Regions from separate parts of the Mus musculus genome. Here region 1 is linked to region 2. Evidence: chromatin loops called from intact Hi-C (ENCODE). Cell type or tissue: heart. All regions are shown on one strand. Each heading gives the region's core, and the rest is flanking DNA. Links, peaks and the distances in the headings are about the cores only.

Region 1 (16,752 bases), core at 3,535-11,534, 76 kb after region 2:
AACTGATGGAAAAATCTGAATAAACCCTCTAGCTTCACTTTCTTTTAACTTGCTTAAACATCATCAACTTGGGAGGCCAATGAGCTGAGAAATGTATTAATGTCCCACTGCCTTGGCTGTGCCTGTACATCGGGCCTGTCAGATGTGTGCATCTGAGTTGCCTCCAATATATTTCAAGGGCTTGGCATCTCCTTTTGTTGAAAAACACTGACTTGCCACTGCAACCTGTACAAGTATACAGTTATTGCCTTTTGAGAACAGCAGACTTAAAAAGTCCTCTCTCATCTTACAGTAATTCCACCATCCTCTGAACATATGTGCTATAAAGAACAATAGTGTCTGGTTACAGCCAGTACAGACCATAAAGCACTCTGCTTCTAATCACCTTTTGCCAAGTCAGGAACATCTTGCCACTTTACCTCATAAATTTCTTCAAGCCTATCTATCCATGGGGGCAAATTTAATATTTGCATCTCCTATCTTTTCATACTTGGTCACCTCATTCATAAACTCTTTTTTCCCCTGCAAAATGCTTCAGTATAGGAATGCTATATGGTGAGCAGAATGAACCTAGCTCAGTGATTAGGATAATGTGGGAAGCAGGTTTTCAAAGTCTCCATAAGAAAACAACAAGGTAGAATCTGATCTGGATCCAAACTTGGGTTCCACATTTCATGTTTTGTTCTGTTTTGTTTGGGCATGATGACTTGTTTTAACTCTAAACTTGACACAGCCTAGATTCACCAAAAAGAGTCTCAGTTAGCAATTGGGTTGGCCTGTGGCATACTGGGGAAAGGGTATCTTAATCAATGTGGGAAGATCTAGTCCACTGTTGGTGGCACCATTCCCTAGGAAGGGGGCCCTGAAATATTTCATAGTGGGCACAACCAATCAAGCAGGCAAGTGAATGTAATGCATTAATTTCTTCCTGTTCTTCACTATGGATGTGGTGTGAAAAGTTGTGTTAAGTGCCTTGATTACCCACAATGACGGACTGTAACATGGAATTGTGAACTAAGTTAACCTTTGCCAGAGTGTTTTATTATAGAAACAGAAGTGACACTGGATCACAGAGTGTCATGTAGCCCAGCTTGGCTTTTAACCTTGCTATGTAATCAAGAATGACTTTCAACTCCTGGTCCCCCTGCCTCCATTTCCCAGGAGCTAGGATTACAGGGGCTATAACCATACCTACCTAGTCCATGAACTTTTCCTTTAATTGTAGGAATGAAAATTGAACCTTGGGCTTCATGCATATTAAGTTGCATTTTTCTTGACTGTGTGGTTTTGTGCAAGTTAGTTGCTATCTTTGAGCCTTGCAACTTACGTGGCTGGTGTGAAAGTTGTATTAACGAGCACCTGTATAGTGTCTGGAGACATGTCAGTAGCTGTTAGTCACCTTGGTTCTCTTTTGCCTGGACCTCTTCTAATGCTCTCAGCTGCTCTGACTGCCCAGCTCTGATTACAGCAACCAGGTGAGCATGGGCTTGAATTTTATTCAGGTGCCTGCCTTCCTCCTTCTACTTCTCCTTCCTCCTTCCTACTTCTCCCCAACTTCTGCCATCTTATCAGCTCCTATAATAGACACATCTTGCTATCCATCAGTATGAAACCCTAATGTGTGGGAGAATTACCACCACTGAGTCAATCTGTAACCAATGCATGGCAAAACTCCAGATAAGTTTGTTTGCTCTTCCTGTCTTCCGCTGTCCTGAGATACAGTAACATAGCTGCTTGGAGCCCCTGCGCTTCAAACCTATGTCCCTGAGCCCCTCAGAATTCAGTACACAGTGGAGATTGTTGGTTAATTATGCTTAATATACTATCCTATCAGTGACTATATCCTATCAGTGACTATAGTGACTTCTATATCTTACTCTTGAGGCTTCTCTATACCTACTGACAATACATAAGCTCTTTTTCACACTGTTCTAGGAAACCCAGATATAAAAATGATTTAAATGACAAATTTAATGTTTTTAACAATTAAAATATAAAGCTTTAGTAGGCCATTGCTTTGTGAACATGGAGTTATAAAAATCTGTATCAAAATTGTAAGTCTATTCCATTAAAACTACACTATAAAGTTATCTCTGTTAATGCTTATAGAAATGGCTGGGAAGCCAGTATCCTTTGCTTATTCCAGACCTGTTCTTCTTTACCTAAGAAAAAAGAGATTATTAACATTGAAAAGGGGAGCAACTTTTTTTTCATCAATTATCATGGCTTGTTCTTATCACCTCTCCCTTCTCCCTTCCATTTGTTTTTTTCAGGTGTCTGCTTTCTGCAGATGATAGTGATGATGATGATGAGGAGGAGGAGGACGACGACGACGACGATGACAACAATGGCCACAGCAAGTATGCCAAGTGTGAGACACCTTCTTATATCCTTACCTGGCTACTTCATGTAACCCTCATTGCACCACAGTGAAGTTTGTACTGTAACGTATCTCTATATTATAGATAAGAAACAGAAGACATGTGACCTACCTACATAGATACTTTGTCTTTCTGAGCTCTCCTATGCAGGCAATGTGGCTTCAAAGTCTGGGTGCTTCCCCTCCATATTACCCGTCTCAAACCCCACCCTCCATTCTTGCTACTCAAACAATACTTCTACTGGCAAGAACATGTTACCTGTTACTAAAGCAGCCTCCCCACGCCCCCAGCCACTAGCTACTGCCTGCCCCTCTATCTCTTCTTTGGGGTCAAAACATCTCCACTTTTTCTCTCATATTCTCCATGGTTTCCTTTTTTGACTATCGTGCACTATCACCCCATGTTCCATGTGTACCATTGTGAGACCATTCCTCAAAGAACTCGTAAGCCATATTTAAGTAAATATAGACAGAGTTTATGCTAGACTTCCTCTATGTTGACTGGATGAGAAGTGTCACCTAAGATGTGTCTAGTCCCTGTTGAAAGTTGAATTGCATCACTCTCCCACCTACACCGAAATCCTAATTCCCAGTAGCTCAGAATGGGAGCTCGCTTGTAAACAAGGGCATAGCAAATGCATTTTGTTAGGATAAAGTCCTTAGGGATGGTCTCTAGCCCAAAGTGAGTAGTGTTCTCATAAAAGGGAGGAAATTGGGAAATGACTTGATAGTGAGGGCAGACACCATGGAAACAGGTCTCCTAGCCAGTGAACATTAGATAATTCCTGCACTACATGAGAAGCTAAGGAAGAGACTCCTAGCATTCAGAACTAACCATCTCCACTGGAGTCTTAACCTCAGGCCCTTTGCCTCCACAACCGTGATGCAGTAAACTACTGTCCAAATGACTCAGTTTGTCAAGTTTTCTCATATTAGCCCTAGCAAATGAAAATGCCACTCGAGATGTTTTCTAGAAGGGAGCAAAAATATATCTCTGTGGGTAATGTGTTTGCTGTGAGCTCAGATCTCCAACACTCACATACAAACCTGGACATGGTAGCATGTGCCTGTAACCCTAGCACAGGGCGTGGTGTGGGAATGTGGAGAAAGGCAGGTCCTGGAGTCAGTGCTCACACTATCTAACTGATCAGTGAGTAGGGTTTGATGAAAGATTGTCACAAAAATAAGGTGGACACTGGTAGAGAAAGATACATGACATTAACCTCTGGAATCTGTATGAGTATGCATGGGCACTGGAACACACATATATGTATATGGAAAGATATATCACATACAAAAATCACATTAGTCAATGCATAAATAAATAAAATATGTTTTATACTAATTGCATCTTTGTTATTGTATACTGTGTTATTTTTATGCTCAATAGTGTAATTTTTTTATTTTTTTATCTTTTTTCCTTTTTGTTAATTAGGTATTTTCTTCATTTACATTTCCAGTGCTATCCCAAAAGTCCCCCATGCCCTCTCTCCCAATCCCCCCCCCACCCACACTCCCACTTCTTGGCCCTGGTGTTCCACTGTACTTAGACATATAAAGTTTTCACGACCAATGGGCCTCTCTTTACACTGATGCTGACTAGGCCATCTTCTGATACATATGTAGCTAGAGACAGATCTCTGGGGGGTACTGGTTAGTTCATAATGTTGTTCCACCTATAGGGTTGCATTTCCCTTTAGCTCCTTGGGTACTTTCTCTAGCTCTTCTATTGGGGGCCCTGTGATCCATCCAATAGCTGACTGTGAGCAACCACTTCTGTGTTTGCTAGGCCAAATCAATCACATTTTTTTTTGCTTACTTCACAAAATACTTCACAAATCTTTACACCCGTATTTAATTTTGGTTCCAAGTCTTGCTCATCGAAATCATCTAGAATCTTGATTCTGTCAAATATTGCATTTCCATCCCTGTGACAGTTTCCCTGTTCTTCGAACTAAACATTTAGTGCTTCCGGGGTAGAGGCTACATTCTCTGGCTCCTGGGAATCAGAAAGTGAATGAATTAATGGTGCTTAGGTGCCGTGACCACCCAGAGAGATATGGAGTCTGAATGAATAGTGATAGCTTGATTACTGATATCACTAACATGCTGTGTGAATGGCAGATCACCCACAGGCAAACCAAAGTCAGTAAGATGGAAAATCATTTCTCTTCCCGTTAAAATGACTCACTGGTAATGTGATAAAAGATTCATATCTCCACTACAGTTTTAGAAAATCCATCAGCAGTTTCTGAAAAATAATCAATGAATCAATGATTTAATTCATGTTTCCACAGATCTGCCTCTCCCTCTATCTCTATTGCCTATCTGTGTACACACCCATTTAGCTACTTCTTGGTCTACCTTGGTCTGCCTACCTATCTATCCAGGTAACCAGCTAACTCAGAGAACAACTGGCTAAAAGTCAGAAAAACTCTGGGTGGGATTTTGCCTTTTTTGTGTGTTTGTTGATCCAGTGACTGGCCCAAAGCTCTCTGTTTTAGGATGACAATTTTCATATGTCATCAACATTTTTAATATGAATAAACATCATCCCTTGATACTACAACATGAAAGACAAAGCTTGAACTTCATTTTCTTCTCTCCTTCCTGTGGCCCAGTGGCCATGGAGACCTGCCGGCATGCCATCTCACATATTACTTATCATTATCCCTTGACTGACCTCATTGTCTTTCTAGACACTGGGAAACGAAGGGTCTGAGGTGACCAAGCTCTGAGGAATCCTTCCAGCCAGACATCTATTGATCCTTTACTCAAGGTGAGGCTGTTTGGTGTTGGAATTTTTATGTAGATCTTTGCCTTTAAGATAGTGATTCTCTTTTTAAGAGCTGTTATAGGCAAGAGTTGATAGAGGCAGGAATAGAACATGTTTGGTAATTTTATTTCTTCTTCAAAACCCTTTCTTAATGTTTGTAAGTGAAAGGTGTGAGGGGTGTCACTTTCTGGAGTATGGATTTTGTTGAATAGCCAGAGTAACTTGGGAAGAAATTTCTATCAAATCTGTGTGAAGCCTTGTGCAAATAGAGATTCAGCATGGATGCAGCATTCATACTCATCTATAAATAACTCATGGCTATTGTTTCTACAGATGTCCGAAACAATGCATGTCAGGAAAAGGCATTTGAAAAATCAGGAGCTTCCCCTAAACCCAAGACTACATTCTGTGACCCATCGAGTCAGTTCCAGGCATTCCTGGAGGCCACCAAAGACAGCCACAGCCCTGGCGGAATGAGGAAATAAACATTTGTTACAGAGAAGCCCAGGGGCTGGGAATGAGCAGCAAGCTAGGAGAGTCCATGAGCATAGAAATTAGTGTTGGAAAAGTATAATCTTGAACTTTTGTCTGATCACTAAAATGTATCCCCTGGATTGCTTTTGAGGGAATCACTATGGATGGATTCACGGGACATATGCTATATGTAGTCTCACTGGAACTTCAGGGAAGTCCTAACTTGAGTTTCATTGCATAGGTCTACTAGATGCGTTTTAAGGGACAGAGTGAACCAACATTGGTTAAATATTTACCACTTTCCAAACACTAAGAAAAAAATGATTAAATCTCAAAAGAATCCATTGAAATACTAGCTCATTTGAGATATGAGAAAAATGACCCCTGCAGAGGGGTACATATCTAACTCACCCAGTACAGAAAAGGCATCGATGAATTATATTCTCCTAGCACTTTTGGTCTACCATGTAGAAAGTAATACCATGTAATGTCACTGGAATTCTATATTTAAAAATGTAAGTAAACATTAGCCATAAAGTACTGGATAGCCAGGCTATAATCCACAGACCCCAAAGGAGCTAAGTAACAAGGAAGGCCCAAGAAAGGATGCTTGAATTCACTTAGAAGAAGAAATAAAATAGGCATTGGGAGTGGATGAAAGAGGGAATTGGGGTAGTGGAATAAACAGGAATGGGGGGGGGCAATCAGGTGTGGGGAGAGTAGGGTGGGGGGAGGGTTGGGAGAGAAAACAGAAATTGGTAGAGGGGGCATCTCTGAGACAAGCCGGAGACCTTGGAAGGGGGAGACTCCTCAGAGTTTGTGGAGGTGACCCTAGCTGAGGCTCCTAGCAGCTGGGGATATGGAGCCTGAAGTGACAAACTCCTGCAGTCAGGCAGGACTTCCAATGTAGGGAGGGGGAGACCAACCTACCACAAAACCTTTGACTTGACAGCCTATAAGATGTGTGGGGATAAAGATGAAGCAGAGATTGGAAGAATGACTAATGACTAGTCCAACTTGAGACCCACCCCATGGGAGGGAGCCAACTCCTGACACTATTATTAACACTATGTTATGCTTGCAGACAGGAGCCTAGCATAACTATCTCCTGAGAGGCTTCATCCAGTAGCGGATGGAAACAGAGGCAGAGATCCACAGCCAAACATCAGGCGGAGCTTTCGGAATCCTGTGGATGAGTGGGGAATAGGATTATGTGAGCTGCGCTGTTCAAGAATACCACAAGAAGACCTACAGAGTCAACTAACCTGGGCCCATGAGAGCTCACAGAGATTGAATCACCAACCAGAGTATGCAAGGGATAGACTTAGGCTCCCTACACATTTGTAGCAAATATGCATCTTGGTTTTCATGTGGATCCCCTAACACTTAGAGCAGGGCTGTCTTTGACTCTGTTGCCTGTCTTTGGATCTCTTTCTCCTATCTGGGTTGCCTTGTGTGGCCTCAGTGGGAGAGGATGTACTTAGTCCTGCTGCCTCTTGATGTATCAGGGTCAGTTGGTACCCAGGGGTCCACATCCTCTCAGAGGAGAAGGGGAGGTGGCAGGGGGAGGGGGATGTGAGGATGGAACTGGGAGGAAAGGAGGCAGTGGGTAGTGATCAGGATGTAAAGTGAATAAAAATAAATAAAAAGGTTACCTATAAAATGCTACCAATAATAACAAAATATTAATACATCTATAAACATCATTGCTGTAGAAAAAAATCTCTACAAATCTCTGGAGTACTGGACTCTTTGTTCAGTAATCAAGTTTATATCCTATTTCAATTCAGTAAGCTCTTCTGCAGCACTTGCTCCAGAAAAAAGATCAGCATATGTTTGTCCAGAAAAAGCCACAGCTCCATAGACTTGCTTTAGTAGTCAATGGGCCTTTCAGGATTACAGAGAAAGTGGTGTGTGTGTGTGTGTGTGTGTGTGTGTGTGTGTGTGTGTGTGTGTAGCTTTTATTTCATCTGCAGAAATTTCCTAATCCTCTCAAATTTAGAGTCTGGGCTTGGCAATGTATCTTGAAGTCCCAGCACATAGGCTGAAGAAGGAGGACTGCCGTGAGTGTGAGGCCAGTTTTCATAATAAGTTCCAAGCAAATCTGAGCTCCAGAATCAGGGTCTGTATAGACAAAACACAACACAAAAATAAGTAAATGGAATTTGAGGGATAATGTAATAGATTTGCTGAACTATTACTGTGAGTCTCCAGTTACTTCAGACAACTTAAGGATGGACCATATGAGCAAGCAAGGAGGCAGTTGCTTAAAATGATATAATGAATCCTTAAGAGGCAATCAGGAGAAATCCACTGTACAGAGTGAGGGGACAGTCTCCACACACTTAGTATGATGTGCCTCATCCCCACCTCCTTCCACCAGTCCTGAGTGCCCATTGGGAAAGACCCCAGCTCCCAGGACACATCCAGAACACAGGGTCAACTCAGCATCCTGAACTGCAAGGATTGAACACACGTACTACCACACTCAGGCAGTACTGCTTTGAAAGGCACTAAATCCATATGTAACAATCTGGAAGCAGGCATCCTCTGCTGCTCAGCAATGCTTCATTTCCATATGGCTTTTGCCTGTAAGCACAAGCCATATGTGAAATGGCTTGTATCAGAAGTCCTGGGCATACAAAGGAAGATATGAGCTGATGGAAATGCTCAGACCCTGGAGTAGAACTGAAAATTGTTATAACTTTATATTATTTAATCTATTTACTCATTATTGTTTGTTGCTTATTTGTATTGAGACAAGTTCTCTCTATGTAGCCTAGGCTGTCCTCAAATCCATGACTTACCTGCCTCAACATCCAGAGTTGGAAGGACTGAGCATATGCACTGCCACATTCAGCTAGTACTGCTTTGAAAGGGACTAAACCAATGTGTAATCATCTCGAAGCGTGTATCTTCTGCTGCTCAGCAGTGCTTCATTTCCATAGTAATGTTTTTTTGACTGTAAACATGAGTAGCCAGGCAGCAGAATTCCATTATCATATTGCATATTGTATGGAGTGACAGAAATAAAGCAAAAGCATTATATAATATAATATATATATAATATATAATATATATATATATATATATATATATATATATATATATATATATCAATGGAAGGCAGAGTTTTATTTAAAAGGTTGCACAGGATCAAAAGTGAAGAGCAGCTGAAATGAATGAAATAGGGTTATGACATAGTTTGTGTCCATTGCTGTGACAAACACTGTAAATAAAAGCTGCTGAGGAGAAAACAACGTCACAGTCTGTCATCAAGGGAAACCAGGGTGGGAGCTCAAGTATGACCCTGGGGTCAGTCACTGAATCAGAAACCATGGAGGAATCCTATGCCCTGCTTTGCTCTCTGACTTGCTCAGCTGTCTTCCTTATACAGCTCAGGCTTAGATGCTTTGGATTGGCACTATCCACAGTGAGCAGGGCCCTCTTACAACAATCATGATTTAACAAGTGCCCCACAGACATGCACATAGACTTATCTGATGACAGCAATTTCTCAATTCAGTTTCCCCTCCCCTGGTGACTCAAGTTTATGTTCAGTTGACAGAAAAATAACCAGAATAGACTATATATTCAAACATGTAAAATCTCAATGCAAGTGCTTAACCACTTTTTTTTTAAAAATAAAAATGAAGAGCTAAGGAGATGATCCAGTTAGTTAAGTGCCTACACTTAAGGCACAAGAAACTAAATTCATAACCCCAGAACCAATGTTAAAAAGTCAGGCACAGTGACTCATATCTGTAGTAACCCCAGAGTTCTGAGGCACAGACAGGAGGACCCCTAAGGCTCGTCAGCCAGTTCTTCCCAAATGAATGGACTTCAGATTCACTGGAGGGCTCTGTGTCCAGGCGGGAAGGTTGGTCTCCAAGCCCATATGCATGCATGTGCACACACATCCATGATAACAAGTACATACAACATGCAACATACACACAGACACAACATACAACATGCAACATACAACATACATACAGACACAACATGCAACATACATACAGACACAATTTAAAAATAAAAGTAAAAAGAAATCAGGGCCAGTGGGGTGACTTAGCAGGAAAGGTCACTTGCCTCTTAGTCTGACTCCATTCAATTTCATGGATCCACATGCTAGAAGAAGAGCACAGACTCCCAGAAGTTGTTTTCTCACCTCCACGTGCACACTGTGGCATGAACACGACACACACTAGTAGAAGCAATACAATTATAAAAACACATTTTAAAAATTACAAAAAACAGATCGCAAAAAAGTCTTACAGAATTTTATATCCTTAGTCTGAAGTTTAAATTAATACATGTAAACTGTTATACATGGTTTACATACACACACACATATATTTACCATAGGTTTTGCTAATACATGCTAGCATGTACATTTTTACCATACATAGATATGCAAATATAGGTGTGTGTTTACCACTCTAGAGGTGGTCAGACCTGGGAGAATGAGGCAGACTAAAGTCTCATTGAATAGCCAGCTTAAGTCAAGGCATCAGACAATTTATACTCTGAGGGTCAAAATGAGTCACAGGAGTAACATGTACAGTCACAACACGTGGCAGAAACATGTTTTTTCACAGAGTCAAACAAATATCAATAGCTAGATGGAATGTATAATGCGAAGTAAACTCATCCATATCTGTTACATGTGGGAGGAGCATGAAAGTCACAATCCAAAAACAGTTCCATGGTTTTGAAGGAACTGAGGTCACAGAGCTCTTGTCTTGTTGTCTTGGAGATTTCTCATAAGCACTTAGAATTCTCACAGGACTTCATTCTTGAAGTGCATTCCAGCACATATGTATTTGCATATATACATATGCATATATGGAAAAATATAAAAGTCTACGTGGAAATGGTACCCACAGCACCAAGGTTATGGTTTGGGGATTAGGAGTGGAGGAGAATAGGAAGGGACCTTAGATCTATTTCAAATAGCTCTTTAGCTTTATCTAAAATGTTTTACTTGTAAACATCCTCTCCCATGATTAGTCCCTTTATTGGCTATCAAATGTAAAATAGTCATCCTTTAGCCATGTATGGAATGGACAAATAACAGAAAAAGATGGAGAAGTTTATATGTATTGGTTTCTGCATAGATAAAACGCACGCCCATGTATATGTATTAACAATGATCAGTGAAGAAGAGGCTATTGATTTGAGAGTGTAGGGGTGTGCATGAAAGGAGTTGACAGGAGAAGACCTGGGGGAAGCTGGAAGGAGGATGGGGTAATGTGATGTAATTATATTTTAATTAAAATCTATAAAAGTTTAAAAATGCAAAAATATGTGAAGCCAATTTCAAAAAAGCAATGTTTCACAAAGGAGGGTGGTAAATACCAGGCTTTCGTAGTTATTGTTATTATTATTCATTCTTATCTTTGTACCCATGATGCTTTATAGTAAAACTAAAATGTAAAAATTATGTAGTCTTTTTTATTTATTTTTTGTTCTTTAAAATTTTTTAACATATCTTTTGACAAAGTTTTAACCCTAGCACATGCAATTAGTAATGACAGTCTACACCTCGGGGCTTTGTGTAGGTCAGGAGCTAATCAATCCTCCAAGGAGCTCTGCTTCTTAGGTAGAAAATTTCTAAAATACCCTGTGCTCTTAAAGACAGACTTTTCTCCAAAATAAAATGAGGAACTAAGTAAGATTAACTCTGGGTGCTGGAGCACTACTCCGTTGATGTTAGTTGTCTGTCCCCACAGAAGCCACTCCCCGCCTTGGCTCCTTGTTACAGCATCTGTCAGTTACCTGAAAGTTTCACGGGTCAGGAATGTGAGTGTGAAGCATCTGGGTCAGGTCTTCCAGGATGATGGATGCCTTAAAATATGACTGAGAAAGGTCTTTTCCACACTCACAGGGCTATTGGCAGAATTTGCTTCCTTGTGGGCTTTTGGAATGAGAGCCTCAGATCTCCACTGGCTATTGACTGGAGTCACACTCAGCTCCGTGCCACATATGCCCTTCCAATTTCATTATGCTGATCAAACCAAGAAGGCAAGAGAGTGAGGGCCAAAAATAGAGACAAGGGTTTAGAAAGATAGAAGTCACAGTCTTTCAAAGTCACAGTCTTTTTTTTTAATTAGGTATTTTCTTCATTTACATTTCCAATGCTATCCCAAAAGTCCCCCATGCCCCCCCCCACTACCCCCACCCCCAATTCTACTTCTTGGCCCTGGCGTTCCCCTGTACTGGGACATATAAAGTTTGCAAGACCAATGGGCCTCTGTTTCCAATGATGGCCGACTAGGCCATCTTCTGATACATATGCAGCTAGAGTCAAGAGCTCCAGGGTACTGGTTAGTTCATATTGTTGTTCCACCTATAGGATTGCAGATCTCTTTAGCTCCTTGGGTACTTTCTCTAGCTCCTCCATTGAGGGCCCTGTGTTCCATCCAATAGCTGACTGTGAGCATCCACTTCTGTGTTCGCTAGGCCCAAGAATAGCCTCACAAGAGACAGCTATATCAGGGTCCTTTCAGAGCTGAGATGAAAGGATGGACCATCTAGAGACTGCCATACCCAGGGGTCCATCCCATAATCAGCCTCCAAATGCTGATACCATTGCATACACTAGCAAAATTTCACTCAAAGTTACAGTCTTAACATGGTGTGGTGGTGCACACTTAAAATCTCAACACTTGAAAAGCCAAGGCAGGAGAATTACAAATTTGAAGTAGCTTAGGCTACATAGTGAGTTTCAGTGTAGCCTGGGCTACATAGTGAATCCTTGTCTCATTAAAAAAAATAATAAGTCAATCATAGTTTTTAAAACCTAGATTCAGAAGTGACAACCCCTCTGAATATCATATTTCCTTTACGAGTGAGTTACTTTGTCTACCCCTCACACCTGGTGAGGCCACTATAAGGGACATGAATGTCAGAAGACATAGTTCTCTGAGGGCCATCTTCCAAGATTACAGATCAGGACACTCCCATGTGCTGCTCTTAGTTCAGCTCCTTGGTTATCATAGATTTGTCATCTATTCATATCCTGTATAAACACCACTGTGACTTCCTGTTCTACTATCTACATGCTAAGGATCTCTAAGTGTGTTTATTTGTGCCTCTTCTTCCCCTGGAGAATTTCTGGAACAGCAAGATGCACACTACAATTTTGCTAGAGTATCCATCGGGCATGACGTAGCTGATGGGCATCAAGAAGCTGAGGCACAAGATTAAGCCCATGCCAAGTCTTTGGCTCTGGGGGCTTGCGTGTGGCATATCTTTAGGCCTGAAGGAAAGTTTTACTCTCCACAGATGGACAGTGAGCCACAATTAAGATACTGTGAGCAAACCACAATCCCCCTTTATTACATAAGAAAACAAAACAATTACAGAATCTCCCTTGACCAGCATAGGAAAGCCAAAGACAGGCTTTATCTCTTTGTACTTCACCTTCAGACCAGAGAGATACATCTTCCCCTTCTCCTAGTTCTAACTACCATGGCACCACGAGGCCAGGCATGCACAGCTCTGCTAAAATGTCCGCTCTAGCCACACTTTTACCAGTTCCCAGTACATCTCACAATAAATTCAAAATCATACCAAGCATGCTGCCATTTAGACCTTGAATATTCTCCAAATGTTCAAGGGCTGAAGAATTGCTCTTCAATCTGTGGTGCCACTGGGAATTGGTGGAATGTTTTAGGAGTAGAGCTTTGTGGAAGACAGACTCTCCTGAGGATACTGAGACTCTGGGCCCTCTTCCTTTTCCTTGCCTTTCTTTCTGGTCATGATGTGAGCAACCATCTCCCTAGGTGCTCTGTCCATACTGGGTCAAGTCATGTCATAGGTCCGAGGCAAAAGGGCCATTAAACTAGGCACAAAACAACAACAACAACAACAACAACAACAACAACAACAACAACAACAACAAGAGCAACAACAAAAAATGTGTTGTGGATTTGGTTTATTGCTCATCTTATGCTATTTGGAAATTGCACGAGAATCCTGCACATGAGACGCCAAGGGTCCCTGCCCCCAGCTAGTTCTGGTTGGTAAATAAAGATGCCAGGCAGCTAATGGTTGGACAGAGAGACAATGGTGGTTCTGGAACCATGGGACAGAGGAAGAAAGGAATCGCCATTGCCAGGAAAGGAAAAGGATCAAGATTGAGAGCTGCAGGTGAGAGAGTGTGTCCAATCATGTAACTGGAGCCCTCGCCCCACACTGAGTCTAGGGTGGCAAAGATGAAATATAGATTTCAGTAAGTAATAACTCAGGAGTATCGGAGGGGAGGTGTTAACAACATGGAAGTTTAGGAGTGTCCCAGCCATTGAGCTGATTAAGGCTTATTAATAAAAGGGCTGTGGGGGGGGGCTGTTGAGAAGAGGGGATAAGAGCATATTAACCAACCACAGCTATACAACAACAACAACCTGGAGTTGATATAAGCTTTTCTTTATAAAATCAACTATTTTGTGTACTTACTGTAGAAACAAAAGTGAACTAATCCAGAGAATCATCAGTAGGGTTCTATGTCAACAACTCAACAAAACTAAAGCCCTTTTCTTTTTTGCATTCTGTGACATCCCTTCTCAAACCCTCTGGCACTTACAGACTTTTGATGAGCAAGTATTTCATGGCTTTCATTGCTGTCTCTTTGTGTTGTCCTGCTCACCTGGCCCCACCTTGGTTTCTCTCTCCTCTCACACTGTTCTATGCAGTCATTCTCGTAGCTCCTGGGAGAACCCGTGAGCAGTGGCCATGCTCTTGCTGCATTAGAACTATGTGCTTCCCTGCTTATATGCCTTTCAGGATGTGTCTGTGATAGTCTTTTCATCTGACCATCTCCTCTCATCTTCTTCCTCCTCATCTTTCTCTTCTTCTTTAAATTCAATAAGGCACCAGGTTCGGTGACACTTGGGTAGCAAAATATTAGTGTTATCATAGGGACTTATGAGATTGTATCAAAAATATATTTTGGTTGGAGCATTCCTAATCCAAAAATCGAGGGTGTCCTAACATTCATACTTTGGGGTTACAGATGTGCTGATTAAAACAGTTTTAGATTTAGAACACTTAGATTTTGGATTTTCTGGTTAGGATGCTCAACAAGCAAAGTCTACACAATTATAAAAATTAAAAAGCTCTGAGATCTGAAAGGCTGTTGGGCCCACATATTGTGGGGAAGAGACAGACAACCCGTGTTTGAAAGCTTTCGTCTGCCACAGTGGCTTTTCCCATAATGCCCCAGGGCCTGTGTCATTGACTAGTGGTCCCTGAGCAGTCACACATACTAACCACCTTAAAAACATAATAGGTATTTTTATTCCTGCTTACAAATAAAGAATCCCTGACTGGAAAAGGTTAAGTATCTTGCTTAAGGTCACGTTGTTAGAAAGTAGCTGAAGAAAAAGTATATCTCATCCCCAAAGCACCGCAATCCACCTCCACAACCATTGGGCAACACTGACTCATCCAACATTCTACCACCCTGCCATCATCTCTGCTCCTGCTTTCTCTGATTGAGACATAAGGTTGATTTAATCAGTGTTTATCTAATGTAACTATACTGGACCCAACTAAGGAGATTACTTTCCTACTGCCTTTTTTGGGAGCCATGGTAAATAAGTTGGTCTTCTTTATGTGTTCTGGTTTAAAATGCATTTGTCTTATTTTTCTCTAAATAACAGGATAATCATCTTTCCCCTCAATGCATACAGGCACAGTACAAACTGTGAAAACAGCTGCATATTTAGGTAGATGATTCATTGCTGAAATGGAGCCATACTGTGCTTCCAGCCCTCCAGATTCATCTCGGAGGTGTCCATCAACCAGGCTTGAGGTGTGTTATTAACAACTAGAAAGAGTTAACCACCCTTGCACAATGGGCAGTCATTTACAAGGAGCCTCTCAACTATTTCCTGAGTTAAGGCTGTTCATGGACTGGGCCTCACTGTCCCCTTAAATACCACTCTCTGGCTCTTTGGGGAAAGAGAATGATGGATATTTCTAATTACATCCAGCCGTGTTCTCCTCTGCTTGGTTCCCTACAGGTTATACTATTTGCCAATATCTATTTAACTGTAGCAGTAACAGGAAAAACTCCCAAGTCTAATCAACTAGAAATGCCTTGGCTCTTTCCCACTTTAGGGGAATCATATCTTTGCAGTTCAGGTCATCTTTATAGATGAGAGAGGAGAGAGGCTGGGCGAAAATTGGTATTAAAAATAGAGCCAAGTTCCAGACACTCATTCTCTAGAGTTCATGGAAGACTCTGGCCTTTTATTATTAATGTTTAGTACTGATACCACGCCCCTAGATCCAGAACACACCAAAGATCCATGACAGTGGCCTGTCACAGTGGCCTGCATGACTCTGCAGTGGTCGAGGGGGCACCTGTTAAAAGGTTTAGTTGCCCTCCTCCTTGGTCTTCACAGGACTCATGGCAGCAGAAAGTTTCAAGGTAAACAGGGGACGTGTCAGTTCTGACTAACCGGATCCCTGAGCGTTTCTCCCACTGCCATTTTCCAGTGCCCAAGGCTGCCTCTGACCTGAAAAATGCCTCCTTCAAAGTTCACAATTTAGGGCCAGAGATTACCAAAACCAGCTAACTCACTGGGCTATGCTACCAATATGAGCACTCTATCTGGTCAGAAAAATCCAACTTTTGTGAATAAGAGTCTTGCTTTCGAATCTAATGCAAAGACAGACTAAAAACAGAATTACAGATTATATATATGATGAAAGATCTTTAGAAAATCTTTTTAGGTTTAGAAATTTAGGTTTGAATTGATCACAGATGATGCTAGGACAGGCAAGAAAAGGGAAGGGAACATGGGTGGTTCACTTTCCATGCTAAACACTTGACTAGATTCTGAGTTTAAATTTCTCGTTTAATTTGTATTAGCATGCTTTGACTATATATGACAACATCAACCTTCATGCAGTTGAGAAAGGTGAGTTTGATGAGCTCAAATAGCTTTCCCAGTATCCCTTTCAGGGAGGGGAACTTGAGCCCTGGTTAGTGATCTCTAGAGTGTTTTCTTCCTTGATCCCATATTGGAACTGGGGGCAAGTGATGGCCCAGGCCAGGAACAGGTGAAACATTTTCATAGGCAGCTGGGACAAGAGCCAGGTACATGAA
Region 2 (16,752 bases), core at 3,612-11,611:
TTTGAGAGCCTCTTTGGGGCTAGGTCAGATTGTACCCTAATTGTACCCTCTCTTACACCACAGGCTCAAGTTTAAGCAACGTGCCTAAGACATGTGGATGCATGCTCTTAATACAAAGATGATTGTTCTGCAGCTTTCCCAGACTCACGACACAGATACCATTGATATGCAAATAGCCTATTACAGCCCTGTCCAAAATAGAGCCACATAAACTCTCGTTCTAACTTTGCGGCTCTGACTGAGGGTCCAGCTATCCTTTTGTATTCCTGCTTAACCTTGAGGGAAGTCACTCCACTTCTGACAGCTCCTGTCACCATACTGACTTAAGCAGCTGGTGCGGATAATGGTGACAGAAGGTGGTGTCAGCCACGTGGGAGACTCAAAGTATTTGTGCCACAGGAAGGGCTGGAGAGTGGAAAATAGTAATTGGGTGTTTGAGAATTGATAGGGAACCACTAAGAACAAAATGCGATTGTCAGCATCTTTGGCTTCCTTGAAGATGCTCTGATGTAAGAGGGGTGTGGTTTGACTTTGAGACAGGTATCACCACTCCTTTGGCTCTTCTTCTTCTTCTTCTTTTTCTTTTTCTTCTTCTTCTTCTTCTTCTTCTTCTTCTTCTTCTTCTTCTTCTTCTTCTTCTTCTTCTTCTTCTTCTTCTTCTTCTTCTTCTTCTTCTTCTTCTTCTTCTCCTTCTCTTGTTTCATGGTTTGTAAACCTAAAACTCTGATCAAAGATGAAGCTTTATTCACTTCTGATGCTAAAATTTCTAATAAGCAACTTGAAAATTTAGGGTCAATTGTAGTTAAGAGAAATAAACACCATTTTAATGAGGATAATTTTGGTTCTGGTTCATATATGAGGCTTAGCTGACTCTGTATATATTCCTTAGTATAGATTTAAATTTCTTTCTCCCTGAGCTTAACCATATTTGACTTTAAAAAATTTAGAACAGCATTTTAAGAATTAGTCCTTTGATCTTAAACTTTGTGTACTTTTTATGCCTTTAAAATGAAAATAAAAATTATTTGTGGAATAATTAAGCTGTGTCCAGTGGAATAATTATGCCCCCTCCCAAGGGATGAAAAACAGGGCTGGGGGATTTGAAGCAGCCTTAAGAATATAATTCTGTGCTATAGGGCTACAAAAATCCTGCCTGATTTGTAAATTTGCGTTTCCATGGTAACATGAGAGTGTAGTTAAATAATCCTCACTTGTCTAGGACTGAATTCCAGCAACTCTTCCTAAACCTTCATCCTATTCTAATCCCACAGCTGTTGCCATGGAAATGATCAGATAAGATTCAGTCCTGGAGGCAGATGGGCCTGCAGTGGGAGCTAAGTCCTGGCCTATATATTGGTTCCGTTTGGTTTTTCTCCCAATCTTTGCTTTGCAGCAACCGGTCTCCACACACGAGAGGTTAATTTAACAGGAAGTCCTGACAACCAGGCTGTGTGCTTGAGCATCTGGTGCAAATGAGGAAAAGTCAGTTCCAAAACACTGCTGAGGAACGAAAACTCGGTGATGCCTCCAGTCTCCTTGTTTCTGGACACTTAGAGTAAAAACAACAGCAGAGGCCTCACCGAAATCCTACACACACAGATGGTCCCCAGGGCCAAGAAGAATGGGTTGCACCAGGCCACCCCACCCTGTACTTTGCCAGCAGAGGTGGCAGCATTCCTGGGCCTTTGCTAGGTGCCCCCAGGACTCTTGCCTGCTGCATCAGCAATGTCCTGACAGGGTTTTTCCATGCTTCAGTCAACATCCCTTTTCCAAGGGCATTCTTGTACATAGAAGCATAGGAAAATCTAAAGTTTAAAACATTGCTTCTAAACCAGATTCAGTCGAAGCTGGTCTGGGATTAGGCTGGTGAGAAGCCAGACTTCATCTCTCTCCTGGGAGCATGTGTGACATCATTGATCATGAAGTCTTTCTCCAGAAACTTCATTAGCCTGAAAGTCAGTTCGCCTTTCAGCGAGGCAGTGAGGCAGATTTCCTGCAAGGGGTGGCCCTGGTATGTCACAAGAACAAGAGAAACTTAACTGGGAAACACAGAGCTGGGAGAAGTGGAAGGAGATTGGAGGATCTCTAGATATGAGTTAGTATGAGCAGTTTCGCCAGAAGAGGCTGAGGTTGGGGTTTCCATGCCTTTCAGTTTCTCTATGGGTAACACCTTATCCTGCCTTTAATTTAATGATGGATGAAGGAGTCTCAGCCATCTTTTGTTGTTGTTGTTGCTCTTTCCCTGGACGGGATCAGTTTAGTTCTTATTAGCTATGCCCTTTTGGAAGCGTCATTCATATATCCTACATGCTGGCATCATCGTTTAGATGAAATAAGGCATTCAATAAATATCTGTTTAATTCTAGCACTGATGGAGGAGGGGTGTCCCAAGGCCCAACCCTATCTGAGGAGCTATTGGTTGCTGGGAAAACGGGAGCCTTTTCCTCAATGATCAGTCCATTGGTAAGTTGGATAACTATACTCCTGCAAACCACCATGACTAAGCTCAGCTGGTCTTTAAAAATTATATGGAAGTGGGAGGGGAACAGGGAAGAAGGAGGGATGCAGAAGGAGTAAGGAGTTAATAAAAGGACGATAGGGGGATAATATGACCAGAATATGTTCTATGTGTGTGTCGTATTAAATTGTCAACAGTAAGATTAAAAATAATCACCTGTTGAATTTATGAATGGATTATGTGATTTGAGACTGGATTTCAGAGTCCCATGAATATCAAGCAATCAAATCAGAATTGTCTTATTCTTGGGGTTTCTCTCACCATAGTTACAGTGACAACTTTTAGAACCTGTGTATAATGCTTTCTCTGGGAAAATTGTTATATTTTTGGTGGCAAATGTTATGATCTTCAATGACATGGTGCATAATTTCATTTTCTCAACTTTCATAAGTTTTCTGACACTAGAAACAGCTAAGTATTGCTGAGTTGAGCATTCACAATCCCTTGAGAGAATATAGTCCCAGATGGGACCTAGCCCTGTGCATCTTCAGTCAGATCAGCTGGGCTCCCAATATTCATGGGTCCTCTTCACAACATCTCTGAGATTCACCCTCTCCCAAGTGACCATCATCTTTCCCTTAAGCCAGATGCCTGTGAATTGGTGTCCCTGGCTTCTTTTTAGCCTGGTCCAGTGCTTGAAGCAGTACAATACTTTAAAAATCTCTATCTGATCCTGTCACTCTCTTTTACAACTTTCCAATGACTCGCTTCTATCCCTGGAATAAAGTCCAAATCCTTTTCCAGGTCTCTACAATCAGCAGACAGCAGTACATCCCAGAGTTCCTCTGTATTCTTCATGCCCTTGACATCATGCCTTGGTCCCCAGAGTGCACACATGATTAGAGGGCTTCAGCCTCTTCTTGCTCTAGGCTGATGCTATGCACTCTCTAGCTCTGAGCTCTGAGCTGCAATGTTGTTTCCCAGTATAAGCCTTCCCTGTGTTCCACACTCGCTGTAATTCCCTATTGTAAGCTCTGCTTGCACAGTGCCCGCACATTTAGAGGGATTCATCACAGTTGTTGCCACACAGAACACACAGAATGCTTCCATTAGTCTCATCTGGAATGTACATTCTCCAGGAAAAATATGGAACTTCTCTTATGCAAAGTATAGATCAGTGAAAATAATGTCAATGAAAATACTGTCTTTGAAAGTAAGTGGTCATTGCAAGGATCACTGATGGTCAAGGTCATATGTGGAAGAAGAAGCACTTTCAGGTTCCGTTCAAATATTAAGTACTTACGTGTGCCATAAATATGTATCAAAGTATTACTGGAATCACACTACACACATTTTCTAAGTTATATAAGATCAAGTATATGTATGTGCCTAACCCTCCTCCAAAGTAGGTCTCACATGCCAAGTTTTATACTTTAAGAATGCTTCATTCATAAGATTTAACTATTCTGTCTCTTCAGTCTGGTAGGGTTCTACAGGTATCTTTCTGCAGTGAAACAGTAATGACAGCTATTTGTCTTGGGTCATGGATTCTTCTCAGGCCAATTACTTTCCCCTTGCTCAGTTGAACCAAAGATGTTTGGCCTCAGAATCAATGGGGGAGGGGAGCTGTGGAGAGTATAGCAGGTACACAGAGTGAGTTGCAGTACAGAGTCAACAAGGGCTCAGCCAGTCCCTATGGAACTCTAGAGCTGGGTGGACCTCCAGGGTTTTTGTGCATTGAAGGGATGGGGCTAGCCACTGAATACCTGCATTAGCTAGGGTTATTACATGAAAGCTCTCCCAGGAATAGGTATGCTTTTGGGTGAGGCAGTTTTTCTAATGTGAAGGCAGTTCAGGGAACACATTCAGTGTGAATAATGAACAGGAAACACACAGCTAAAGGTTGAATGTCTCTGACTTGGGCAGAGCACTACAGTACCCACCACAAGGAAAGTGAACTTAGTATTTCCTGTATTCCTTCTTTCTTGTCTTCTCCTGTCCTTTTCTCTTTAGTTGAAGAAATTTTCTATTAATAGTATTATTATTATTATTATTATTATTATTATTATTTATATAGCAATGATTTTGCCCACCTCCTACCTGGCCCTCTTTAGTTCAACTCTATTAACATAAAGCAGTGGGTTGTGGGGAAGACGAGAAGATGCCAGGTGTGTTTTGTTTCACAGACCTCTATCATTTTCATTCCCATCAGGTTCTGATGAGTTGGTAAATGCAAGAAGAGATGGTCTTCCCCTCCAAGGATTAAGTGCATCTCCTGAGGATAAGAACAGAAACACTCATTCTCATTTTGAGATGGAGAGGAATAATAAGTGTTGGTGAGTGTGAGGCAGGATCCCAAAAGCTTTTGATCCCTTTTGGCCATTCTTTTGGAATAAACCATTTATTGCAGGTTGAATATGGAAAATGGCTTGCAGAGGGATTTCCAGACCTTCCTAAAGTTTCAAAGATTCTATCTCAGGCCAGACAGAGCAGCTGGAGCTAAGGTTGGGTAGAGTCAGGAGATATCTAACAAGCAAGTCTGCTCCCCATGTCTCCCTCAAGAGCCCAGGTGCTCCCTGAATTAGATTTAGGCTAACTAAGTGCCAGTACTTTCGGTCATGGTAGTTTCTCCAAATTTGTGCACCTCTCACATGCACTAGACAGACGCAGTTATTTATGTATACATACCTTGTTGCATACTTTCTTGCTGTGTAGTCTCACACTGCTCTCTATTTTCCTGGGGCTCTGTGCCCCCTTCCCATCCCTCCTCCTTTCTCTGCCCTTCTAGTGTAGCAGCATGGTGCTATCCCAGGGGGAATGTCCCTCGATATGAAGGGAAAGTGGTGCAAGCATGCTTTTCCCACTTGCCTCTGCCTCTTCAAACACAATCCCTAACCAAGGCCCAGAGCAATTTGTTGTCCAAGCTCTTGTTTTGTGCACATGCTACCTTAGTTCAGAGCTCTTACATTTCCCCCAAAGAAACTGTTAAAACCATGTCACATTTCTGGAACGCCTTTCCCTTTGGAACCAGTGTGACTAAAGTCTCTCTCTCTCTCTCTCTCTCTCTCTCTCTCTCTCTCTCTCTCTGACTAACATTGCTATTTTGGTATCTGGACAGAATCTAGAATCACATAAAAAATTAGGCAAACTTTCTGGAAATAAGTCAGTTGATGGATATTTATTATTTATTTATTTATTTATTTATTTATTTATTTATTTATTTATGATTCATGATGCACAGTCTCCTGTCATTCAGAAAGAAAATCTAGTCATTTACTTGTGTCCCAAATGTCTCCATTAAAACCTGACAGCAGAGAACCCACAGTGGGTTCAATCACCACTCCACACTACGACACTGAATACCTGCCTGCCAAGTGAACATCAGCTCTGTGCTTCCTGCCCAAGGCATGGAGATAGAAGACGAGCTGGATCTCCAGGCTGCTCCGTCGGCATAGAACCCAATGGGAGGACATGAGTGTAGCTAGAGGAACCACCTTCTCAAGGACCTTACTACCTAGACCCTGGATGCTCAAAGCTTAATCCTGGCCCTGGCTGTCTGGAACCGTGACACCCCTGAAATGTGGTTAGTTCAGTAGAAGAACATTTATGGCTATTTAATTTCAATTAAAAATTATTATAATCTAGTTCTTGGAAAACTTTCACATTGGCTTGGATAAATAGAGGTAGAGGCTTCCTTTAAAATTATGTATTCATTAATGGCTTGTGTGTTTGTGTGTGTGTGTGAGAGAGAGAGAGAGACAGAGAGACAGAGAGACAGAGGCAGAGACAGAGACAGAGATCAGTATTGTGAGCCACTGAGTAACTATAAATGTCGTATCAGAGCACAACTTGAGCACTGAACTCGGGTTCTTAGGCTTGCAAACCAAGAGCTTTTACCTGATGATCCATCTCCTGGCTTGGATCTCCTTTCTGAACTTTAAAGATTACAAATCTCATGAAATTATGAAGTACAAGCTTTTAGTGCCATATTTGTCATGTGATATATGCGTTTTGAAATATATACAATGCTTCTAAGAATAATTATGAAAAGAATAGAAGATATCCTGATCATCTATGCAGTCATTCCATATTGAAAACAACAAAAATATACTTTGGATAGATGAGGGCCAATATGATAGTTAAGGTTAATCACTTGGAGCTTTTACAGTGTTTAATGTGGTTGCCAGAAACTCATAAATGATGTTCGCAGCATGTTATCTTAAACAGAGGTTCTCTGGAGGAAATAAGTGGTAAGGAAATAACAAATTGTTTTTTTTTTTTTTTTAAGATTTATGTTTTTATGTATGACTCTTCTAGCTGCATGTACATCTGCATGCCAGCAGAGGGCATCAGATCCCATTACAGATGGTTGTGAACCACCGTGTGGTTGTTCAGAACTGAACCCAGGACCTCTGAAAGAGGGATCAGTGCTCTAAACCGCTCAGCCATCTCTCATCCCCAAAATGTGCATTTTATGTGGTAAACACGACACTGAGAAATAAGGGACAAAAAGCTGGGCATCTCTTTTGAAGGGGATGCAGAAGTTCAGAGGCCTAAGAAAGCAGAAAAGAGGCAAGGTGGGTTCAGTTAGAGAACTAGACACCTGCAAACACCCAGAGGTAGAAACAAGCCTTGCTTATGAAGAATGTGAGTAAATTTCAAAGTTAGAAACTACAATTGAGGATAAAGATCAGGTCAGAAACCAAAGCAGCTTCTCTCCCGAAAGAAGAGACTCAGAGCTTACTTCGAGGTGGTGGGAAGTCTCTGTGACTCTTAATGAAAAGGACAACATGTCCAGAGCTCCTCTGCTTCTTGGTAGGGTGGGTGGATTTCTGATGATCGAAGGAGTTGATGCTAGAGTCTCATGCATGCCCACCACATGCCCTCTCACGGCTGTGCTCCTACCAGTGTGTGAAAGTGTGTGTGTGTGTGTGTGTGTTTAAAAGATATATTTAATTTCATGTGTACCCATGGAGGTCAGAAAGGGGCACCAGGTTCCCTGCAACCACACTTAGAATAATGTCACATATTCACACTTAGCCATAGTGTCGCCATTATTTACCCTACCCCACCTCAGGCCGTTTTAAAACATTCATTTTTTTTTAAGGGATTTTTCTAAGTTTCACAGGCTGGTCTCAAATTCACTTTGTAACCCTTACAGGTCTTGAACTTGCAAAGTTGCACTGGGGACCCCTCCACACAAGCAGAATGACAAGGCAGAAGAATTCAGAGACCCAGTGTTTGCCCTGCAGAGACGGATGCTCCACAGAGCAGAACAGAAAAGAAGGCAGCAACCAGTTCCAGGCTGAACAGTATGCAAATACAATCAATCATAAACAAGCATTTTTAGGAAACGAAGACATTTTATATGAATGTTGAGGTTATTTCTTGTTCTGTTACAAGGTACAGACTAAACCTGTGCAAACAAAAGCAAATATTTGCGAAAGCAAAGCTTATAACCTCAGTATGTATGAGCCTGTGACAAACTCAACAATTAATTGTGACCCCTTAGTATGAAAAAATGCAATTATTGGAAGAGAGAAGGCTGGCTGAGTTGTGAGGAAGGACTTTCCAGGTAATGTCTACACTGGTGTCCCTCTGATCCTGTGTGGTCAGGTCTCTTGTTCACATCATTGGCCTTCGGATTCTCTGAAGAAAACACCTCTGAATACAAATATTCCAATTTTGCCCCAGGACTCTCATTCTGTTCTGGCTTCATTATTGTTTCTAACCTCATTTCACTCCTAATTCACATTTCCTTTCCTACCAGGAGGTCAGAGCTCTTTATATATATATGGACATGTAAATTGTTGTATTTCTTGGTTTTCCATTAAGCACCCACCACTTGGGATTTCTGTACCATTCTGTGTCTCCTGAGGAGAGTTGAATGGATCAGAATTTTAAATGTATAAGTGCCCCAGGCTTCTTAGGAGAATTATATTCTGGAAGTAAAAAAAAAAAAATACAAACATAGATTTATAAATATAACAGGAAATGTCTTGGGCTTAATCAATGTGATAAAAACTAAGCCATTAGGGGTGGTGGCGTGGATTGCCAGAGTCAGAAGTCGGTAGGAAGGTGGGATCTCTGGTCCTAGTGTGCATGCATCCTCTGTGCCCAATGGACCATCACTCCATTGCCTTGAGCTTGCACTTCTTCGTGTGTGAAATTAAAATAATAATATCTGCACTCCACCCATGAGGTTGTTGTGAGGGTAGATAAAACATTATCTGTAAAACCAATGGCAAAGTAAACACGCTCTTCTCCCCACCGAGAGACATGGCCAGTCTCTGAGGACCATGATCATGGTGACGAGGGTTGGTGACCCTGCTGTTTCAAAGGCCACAATGCTCAACATATGGGCCATTTCAGGCTCTCAGTCATACCGTTGAATGGAGTCATGAGAGTGATTTTGCTTGTTTTCTTCAGAAATCCTTCTCACTCCCATCTACCATTTCTTTTTTATGTTTTTTTTTTTTTCAAGTGATGGTAGCACTCATTTTTCTTTACACAATGATGTGTTTGTTACTGGGGCCTAATGTTCTCAACAAACAATAGAAAACCAAAATATGTCATGTCGTAAAGAATTGTGTACAAAAAAAAGCCTTACATACATTAAAAAGATGAATAAATTCATAGGTGTAAATGCAAATATTCCCAGCTCAGGCAAATCAAAAGCCACCATGGAAAAGAGAAAAACCAGCAGAATGAAACTCGATCCTAAGGCTTGGACTTTCTCACCCTGTTAAATAGCATGATGGATGAGGCAACTGGTTCAGGAATCTCACAGCCTCCAGAAATTCTGGGTTGGTAGACTGTAAGTTAATAATTTGGACAGAACGTTTTGTGTCACTCACATGAAGCCATCAGGCTGAGATTTCTCTTCCATAGTGTGTTCTACACAGCCACCAAGTGGTTGAGCCACATGGACTAAGGACTAAATCAGAACATGTCACCAGGGAACAGTTAGCTTTAATACATGATCAAAAATCAGCAACACGTTCGGCAATCCAGTGCTGATATCAGGCACAAGCTTCAAGGACAAAGTTCTTCTCAAAGGCTTATTTCATTTTTGTGAGGCTAGAATGAGGTGTGTGCTTGAGCCAGGACAAATTGATACTTCAGAATCAGCTCACACAGCAGAGGCCTAGATCTGTTCCTCTTTGTTCCATTTGCAGTGAACAATGGAGGGACCCAACACTTCGTACTCCTGCTTCCTGATCCACATCTGTAAAATGGTGGACAGTGAGGCCAATATGGAGCCATTAATCCAGTCTTAGTACCTATGCTCTGAGAGATTATGCTCAGGGGATTAATGATCTTGACCTTCACTGTCCTGGAAGACAGTGTATTGAACTTCTGAATCTTGTCAGCAATGACAAGCTACAAGGGGATAAAGTTGAAGGTGGTCTCATGGAAGACACAGGACTGCATGCCCAGGAAAAAATGCTGGAAGACCACTTCTGGACACCAAATCTCTCATTGATGATACCAATCTCCTGCACATCAGGTGATTGGTAGTTCTTCTTCAAGGAGCAGCATGATGAAGTAGTGGCCATTTCTTGCTCAAAATCCAGGGATGACACAACCTGTCATTAATGTCATACACAATCTCCTATTCAGCCATGAGTTGAAGCAATGGCCCTCACTAGTCAAACTCTTTATGAGGTAGTCTGATAGGTATCAGCTAGTCAAGTCCACACACACACACACACAAATGACATGAAGAAGGGAGTAGTCCTCATAGATAGTCGTTTTATGTGTGACCAGCCACCGGGAGCCATGACAATGCCAATGGTGTGCCCAGACAGCACCATCTTAATGGCTACACCCATGGTTCGGGTGTTGAAGATTTCAAACATTATCTGTGTCATCTTCTGTCTTAGGATTGGGAGTGATACCCCAGTCAGAAGCACTGGATTTTCCTCCTGGCCACATGCAGCTCATTGTAGAAGGTATGATGGTAGACCCTTCCAATTGGTGACAATGCAGTATTCAATAGGGTACATCAGGATCAAGATACTTCTCTTGATCTTGTCCTCATATCTGACATAGGAGTCCTTCTGTCTACTGGCTACCATGACACCCTAGTGTCATGGGTACTAGTCAATGAAGGAAAACATGGCTCTGCAGGCATGTTTTTCAGCAAAATCAGCTTTGCACATGGCAGAGTCATTGTCACTGATGACCACAGTGACTTCTTCCATTGAAATCAGCATAGGACCAGGCAATGGAGCAGCAAAAGGACATGCAGTGAAGATAGTTGGCAGTGAATAAGTCACTTTTTTGTTCTTTAAAGATATATTTATTTATTTTATAAATATGTATGTGCCTGGTACAACCACTCTGGAAATCAATTTGGCAGTGCCTCAGAAAATTGGACATAGTACTACCAGAAGATCCAGCAATATCACTCCTGGGCATATACCCAGAAGATGATCCAACTGTTAAGAAGGACACATGCTCCACTATGTTCATAGCAGTCTTATTTATAATAGCCAGAAGCTGGAAAGAACCCAGATGTCCCTCAACAGAGGAATGGATACAGAAAATATGGTACATTTACACAATGGAGTACTATGCAGCTATTAAAACCAATTAATTTATGAAATTCTTAGACAAATGGGATGGATCTAGAGGATATCATCCTAAGTGAGGTAACCCAATCACAAAAGAACACACATGATATGCACTCACTGATAAGTGGATACCCAAGATACAATTTGCAAAACACATGAAACTCAAGAAGAAGGAAGTCCAAACTGTGGATACTTCGATCCTTCTTAGAAGGGGGAACAAAATACCCATGTAAGGAGTTACAGAGATAAAGTTTGGAGCAGAGACTGAAGGCATGACCATCCAGAGACTGCCCCACCTGGGGATCCATCCTATAAACAATCACCAAACTCAGACACTATTGCAGATGCCAACAAGAGCTTGCTGAAAGGAGCCTGATGTAGCTGTCTCCTGAGAGGCTCTGCCAGTGCCTGGCAAATACACAGTTATCCACTGGACAGAGCACAGGGTCCCCAGTGAAGGTGCTAGAGAAAGAACCCAAGGAGCTGAAGGGGTTTGCAGCCCCAAAGGAGAAACAACAATATGAACTAACCAGTACCCCCAGAACTCCCTGAGACTAAACCACCAATCAAAGAAATCACATGGTGGGACTCAGGGCTCCAGCTGCATAAGTAGCAGAAGATGGCCTAGTCATTCACCAATGGGAGGGGAGGCCCTTGGTCCTGTGAAAGTTCTATGCCCTAATATAGGGGAATGCCAGGGCCAGGAAGCAAAAGTGGGTGGGTTGGTGAGCAGGGGGACGGGGGAGGGGATAGGAAATATTCGGAGGGGAAACTAGGAAAGGGGATAACATTTGAAATGTAATAAAAGAAAATAATAAAAAAGAACAAAAAGTTAAAAAATATATTTATTTATTTTATTAATATGTGTGTGCCTGAGTATGTATATTTATATGTGTGTGTGTGTGTGTGTGTGCATGAGTGTGTGTGTGTGTGTGTGTGTGTGTGTGTGTGTGTGTATGTATGCATACTTGCCCTATATATGTAAGTGCCCTGAGTCTAGAAGAGAGCATTAGATCCTCTGAAACTCTAGTTATCACGCAGTTACATGATGTGGGTCCTGGAACTGAACCTGGGTCCACTATAAGAGCAGTAGATGCTCTTAACTGCTGAGCTGTCTCTGCAGCCCTCACCATTTCTTTCTTCATCCACCTTGATCCCCAAAGCACCTAAGCTTAGGATTGAGGAGTGGCTTCCTAGCATAATTTTCCATCACACTGTTCATTTTCAACCCTCCATTTGGCTCTAACACTGCCATTTGATTCTCTATATTAATCTCTCTGCCTGATCTGTAGCTTGGTTTCTTTTTCTTCCTGTTTGAGCTTGAAGAGAGTCATGGTCTCCTTCTGTCATAGACCCACAAATGACCTTGAAATGTTCAGCTCTCACCTAAACATCCATTGTTTCTGTCTGCTCCCCACACCACATTAGACATCAGCAAGTTATTTCTCCCATTATCAGTGAATGAGATCTCCTTCCCCTCCCTGTCCCTTGTCCCTTTCCCTCTCCCCCTCCCCCTCCCCCTTCCTCTCTTTCTTTCTCTTTCATTTTTTCACACAGCTCAGCCTCTGCACCTCGATAATCTTCCTCATCTTGAGGTTTCCCTTTTGCTTAAATTCATTATTCTGACAGTGTCTGTGCTCTTTTTCTAATCACTGTTGGCCGCACAGCTCCGATTTAAGAAGAGGGTCCACACTGATTGTTTCTGTCTGAGTTAGGGCCATGACTGCTGCCATCACGTTTTATAGGAACAGAAAATTTGGTCTCTAAGAAAGTGTACGCATACAATGCATCTTGCAAAGGGCAAACGTGCTAAGACAAGGCACCATTTAAGAACACAATTGGTGCTTTGGTAGGTGTTGTATGCAGCCCATTCTCTGGAGTTAATTAGCTCTTTATCTTCCTGGACTGACTATATTTCAGGTTCACCCAGTCTATATTTTTCTCAACCTTTGTTCCAGTTGTTCATTGCTTTGCTCTGTGTTATTTCATTGCTCCTGGCCAGTAATGTCAAGTCACAGAGTAAACTAGAAGAAAAAAACGATGGTGATTAGGATGGTTGCTATGGTAGCTTCCACTATTTTTGGAGCCTTCGAAGTATACAGTAGACCCTTTTCTAGTTTCTTTATATGTATTAATATGGAAGCTTCCCAGAAAAACCCAATGATAGGAGCATAGCTGGTATTCCAATATTACACTATAACAGAAGTACTGTGTTTAAATAGCTTATCCAAGTTGTACTGCTAAAGGGAAGTTGGATGTGAAAGAGGGGCACAAAGTTCCAAAAGAATTCACAGGTTTACGTGCATGAGATTGCTCTTGTCATATCAGAGGTCACAGCTCATACTGCAGCCTGTATCGGTGAGAGCAGATCCTAGCAAGAGTGACTGTGTCGAGTCTGGAGAGCAGCTGAAGAGATGGGAGAAAGTATAAAAGTCAAAAGGAACCAACTTTGTAGAGGAGAGAAAATATAACTGACGGTCAGCCAGGTGGGAACAACTGTTCTATACCTTGTCCCAAGAGGTAAAAGACTGGTCAGGATTGTCATAATTGTCATAATTTCCAATTGTGGTTTTATGACCTGTTATTTCTTCCTGTTTTCACAGAGCTCTCAGACTGGCAAGTGGCGACTGCAAGGCAAAGGAACAGACGCTCACAGTGAACTATGGAAGTGCATGTTGGTGCTAAATCATCCTAAACATTGTTCACAGCCTTGAGAGTCACAGAGTGAATGAGGGCTTCGGCAAGAGGGCTTGTTGTTACTTTTCTGCCATTTCAAATACTTAAAAGCCTGTCAGTAATAGGTTTCGAAAAGTGCGTATAAATAGTGGCCATTCTTAAATTGTCCCCCAATGTGGTTGTTCCAATAAAAAGGAGCACCATAGGCTTATAGGGAGTAGCTGTATTAGAAGGTGTGGCCTTGTTAGAGCAAGTCTGTTACTAGAGGTTGCCTTTGAATCCAAACCCAGGGTTTCTCTTTCTGCTGCCTGATGATTCATATGCAGAGCTCGAGGCTCCTTCTCTAGCATCACATCTGCCTGCATGCTGTTATGTTTTCCGCCATGGTGACTATGGACTAAACCTCTGAACTGCCTAAGTCAGCATTAGTTAACTGTCTTCTATAAGAATGCCCATGGCCATGGTGTCTCCTCCCAGCAATAAAATCCTAATTAAGACCCAACAAAGGTCCAGATGGTGAGTCCTACTCATCTCCAAACACCAGTTCATCTAATTCCTCTTAGGAAAGTCTGCTGTGCCCATGCTGAGTAGGGCACACCTTTCCCTGACCTCTGTGGCACTCTGTGCTTCCCTATGATAAGGGTGCCTGTTTATCCTGATTGGAGAATCAGAAGCAAATAGCAATAGCCAGACACTAGATTTTGCCACTTGCCCTGGCTCCTCACTTCATTTGGTATTGACAGCTTTGCATGCTGAACCTTGACTCTGAGCCTGGCCACACATGAAACTTACTTTGGCCAATTCATTAAGCTAAAATATCATTAACAAACTTTATTTAAAGTCATGGGAATTGCAGTTGGGAAACATGGGCTCGGGTATGGCTGGATGAGTGGTCCAACAATGTTTAAAGGCTGCAGGGCCATTGAAGGGACAAAGATAAAAGAAGTCCCACAAGTTACATAGAAGAGGTGGCTAGTGCAGAAAAGCTATTCTCATGCTAGGCCATATATCATTATCGATCCTGGGTTATACATGACTGATTGACAGGGAGAGCTGTAGGTAAAGAATGTATTTGTGACAGTTACAGCTGTCATTAAAAATATTGGTGGCCTTCCCATACTTAGTCCAATCCAAACACTCCATCCCTGGGTACAGGTCAAAGGTTTATTTCTTCAGGTAGCAATGTGATAATTCCTTATGTCCTGATTCCCTCCAGGACTCTTATATTTTAAAATGCTCTATAACTGTTGTTTTTCATTACAGTTTCATTTTGGATTTCACAAAAAATGAAAATGAAAGCAACAAGAAATGGCTCTAAACCCAGACCTTAAGGGGCCTTGCATGGTTTAGTCACCCTCTCACTCTCATGCTATCTCTGTAAGAAGAGCAGACCCAGGCTAGCCCAATGATCCTAGAAGTAGTTTTCTAATTAGAAGGAGAAAAGCTGCCCTGCCCTGCCCTGCCCTGCCCCGCCTTGCTGCGGATGCATATGCAGTCACAGTTCATAGTTGTGTTAGCTCTTTTTGCTTTCAAGCTGTTAGCTCCACAAGAATAATCAGTTAACATAATCCAAAGCAGACAAAGAAGGCTTCTTGGAGATCCTGTTATGAGCAGCTGAAGTTTAGCATTCATAACAGTCTCAATGACTGCCCTACAGTTCCCTACTTTTCAGAAGTAACCGTGTCTCAACTGTTTTACCTCAATGGACCACATAGAGCAGTAAGTACAGCCTATGGGGGAAAGATGGTGTGTAGCACGTTAGCCTTGTTATGAGAGGCAGACACAGCGATCACTATCCAGACTTGAAAAATAGGCAAAACTATTCAGATACATATAGCCCAAGAATCAAAGTCAGCAGTCATCCTCAAACTCATGCTTGTTATGATGCATTTAACTATAGCCAACTTATGGAATCAGCTTAGGAGCCCACTAACTAATGAATGAATATATGATATGATATGATATGATATGATATATATATATATATATATATATATATATATAGTTTTGTTTATTCAGAAGAATAATACCATTTGTCACTTGAAAGAATATGGATGGAGCCAGAGATCATTATGTTCAACTGTTTGTCTGTGGAATCAAGGGAAGAAAGGACAGGAAAGCAGAAGAGGGGTAACAAGACATGGGAGGTAAAGGGGGGAGAGGCAACGAGGGGTCATAGAGAGAGTGAATATGATCCAATTACTTTATAAGTATGCTTGCAAGTGACGAAAAACAGCCTCTTATTTTGCATGATTCATCTATGCTAATAAGAAGCTGACGGAAACTAGCAGAACTTGAAGCTAGGTACAGGTTGTTTCAGCATCACCAGGACTTGGAATTTCTCTAGGAGATTTTGTGTCCAGGTGTGACTTGGTCGATGGACAGTTGCAGCCCTAGCAGTCACACAGCTGCTGTGTTCAACAGTGTCTCTAGTGGTTTCTTGTCACCTTCAGAGTGAGTATCAAATGCTTCCAGTGGATCCGAAAGCTGCCTGCCTGCCCACCTCCAGCTTCAGAGATGGTCCTACCACTACTTTCAGCAACTGAGGGCTGTCCTTGCCTAGAATGTTCTCCTTGTCACTTGGCAAGACCCTACTTACTTTTCAGAGGCCACCATACATGTGCCACTTATTTTCTGCATATTTTCCATTCTTTAGCTACTTCTTTCCTCTCACACACCTCTACAGAGGTAATGCTCCTGCGAGTACCGCTTACACTGCTTCCTTTCCTGTTAAATTATGAACTCTCCCAAGTAGGTTTTATGTTTCCCAAACTGCCACACCCTTTAGCATTTGATGCAGGAGCCTGGCCCCCTCCTCAGGAGGTGTCTAGTAGATGTAGCTATTGAGATTCAGTTGCTAGGATACCTTCCAAGAGGATACAGTTTTGCTTTGTTTTTTCTTCACTGAAGGAGGTATTGTCATGAGGAAAGATGCCCTCCTAAGGTTTTGTTGATAACTACTGGATGCAAAGGCAGAGACTTGGATATTTCAAATGCTTTTCAGAAAGGAGGTCAGTTGGATATTACAGAAGATCCTGA

The links. Hi-C counts contacts between places; a loop is a spot of excess contacts. Peaks named below come from ENCODE experiments on the same cell type or tissue, not always from the same donor. Only the 100,000 strongest peaks of a DNase experiment are listed, where the experiment ranks them.
Region 1: it touches region 2 in a loop (2.3-fold over the local background); 2 of 42 quality-filtered maps call a loop at or near these places.

Annotation. Positions count from the first base shown.
Region 1 is chr7:74,618,142-74,634,893 of GRCm38, reverse strand. It overlaps Gm39037 (a long non-coding RNA gene), which reads right to left and starts at 8,644. Exons shown (of 2, transcript XR_001778346.1): 1 at 8,438-8,644; 2 at 7,380-7,754. In heart, for the core only: no CTCF peak of the experiment used is centred there; no DNase peak of the experiment used is centred there.
Region 2 is chr7:74,693,766-74,710,517 of GRCm38, reverse strand. It overlaps the pseudogene Gm7726. Among named protein-coding and RNA genes, the nearest start is that of Gm30459, 64 kb to the left of the region's middle. In heart, for the core only: a CTCF peak has its summit at 6,793 (motif pointing right); no DNase peak of the experiment used is centred there.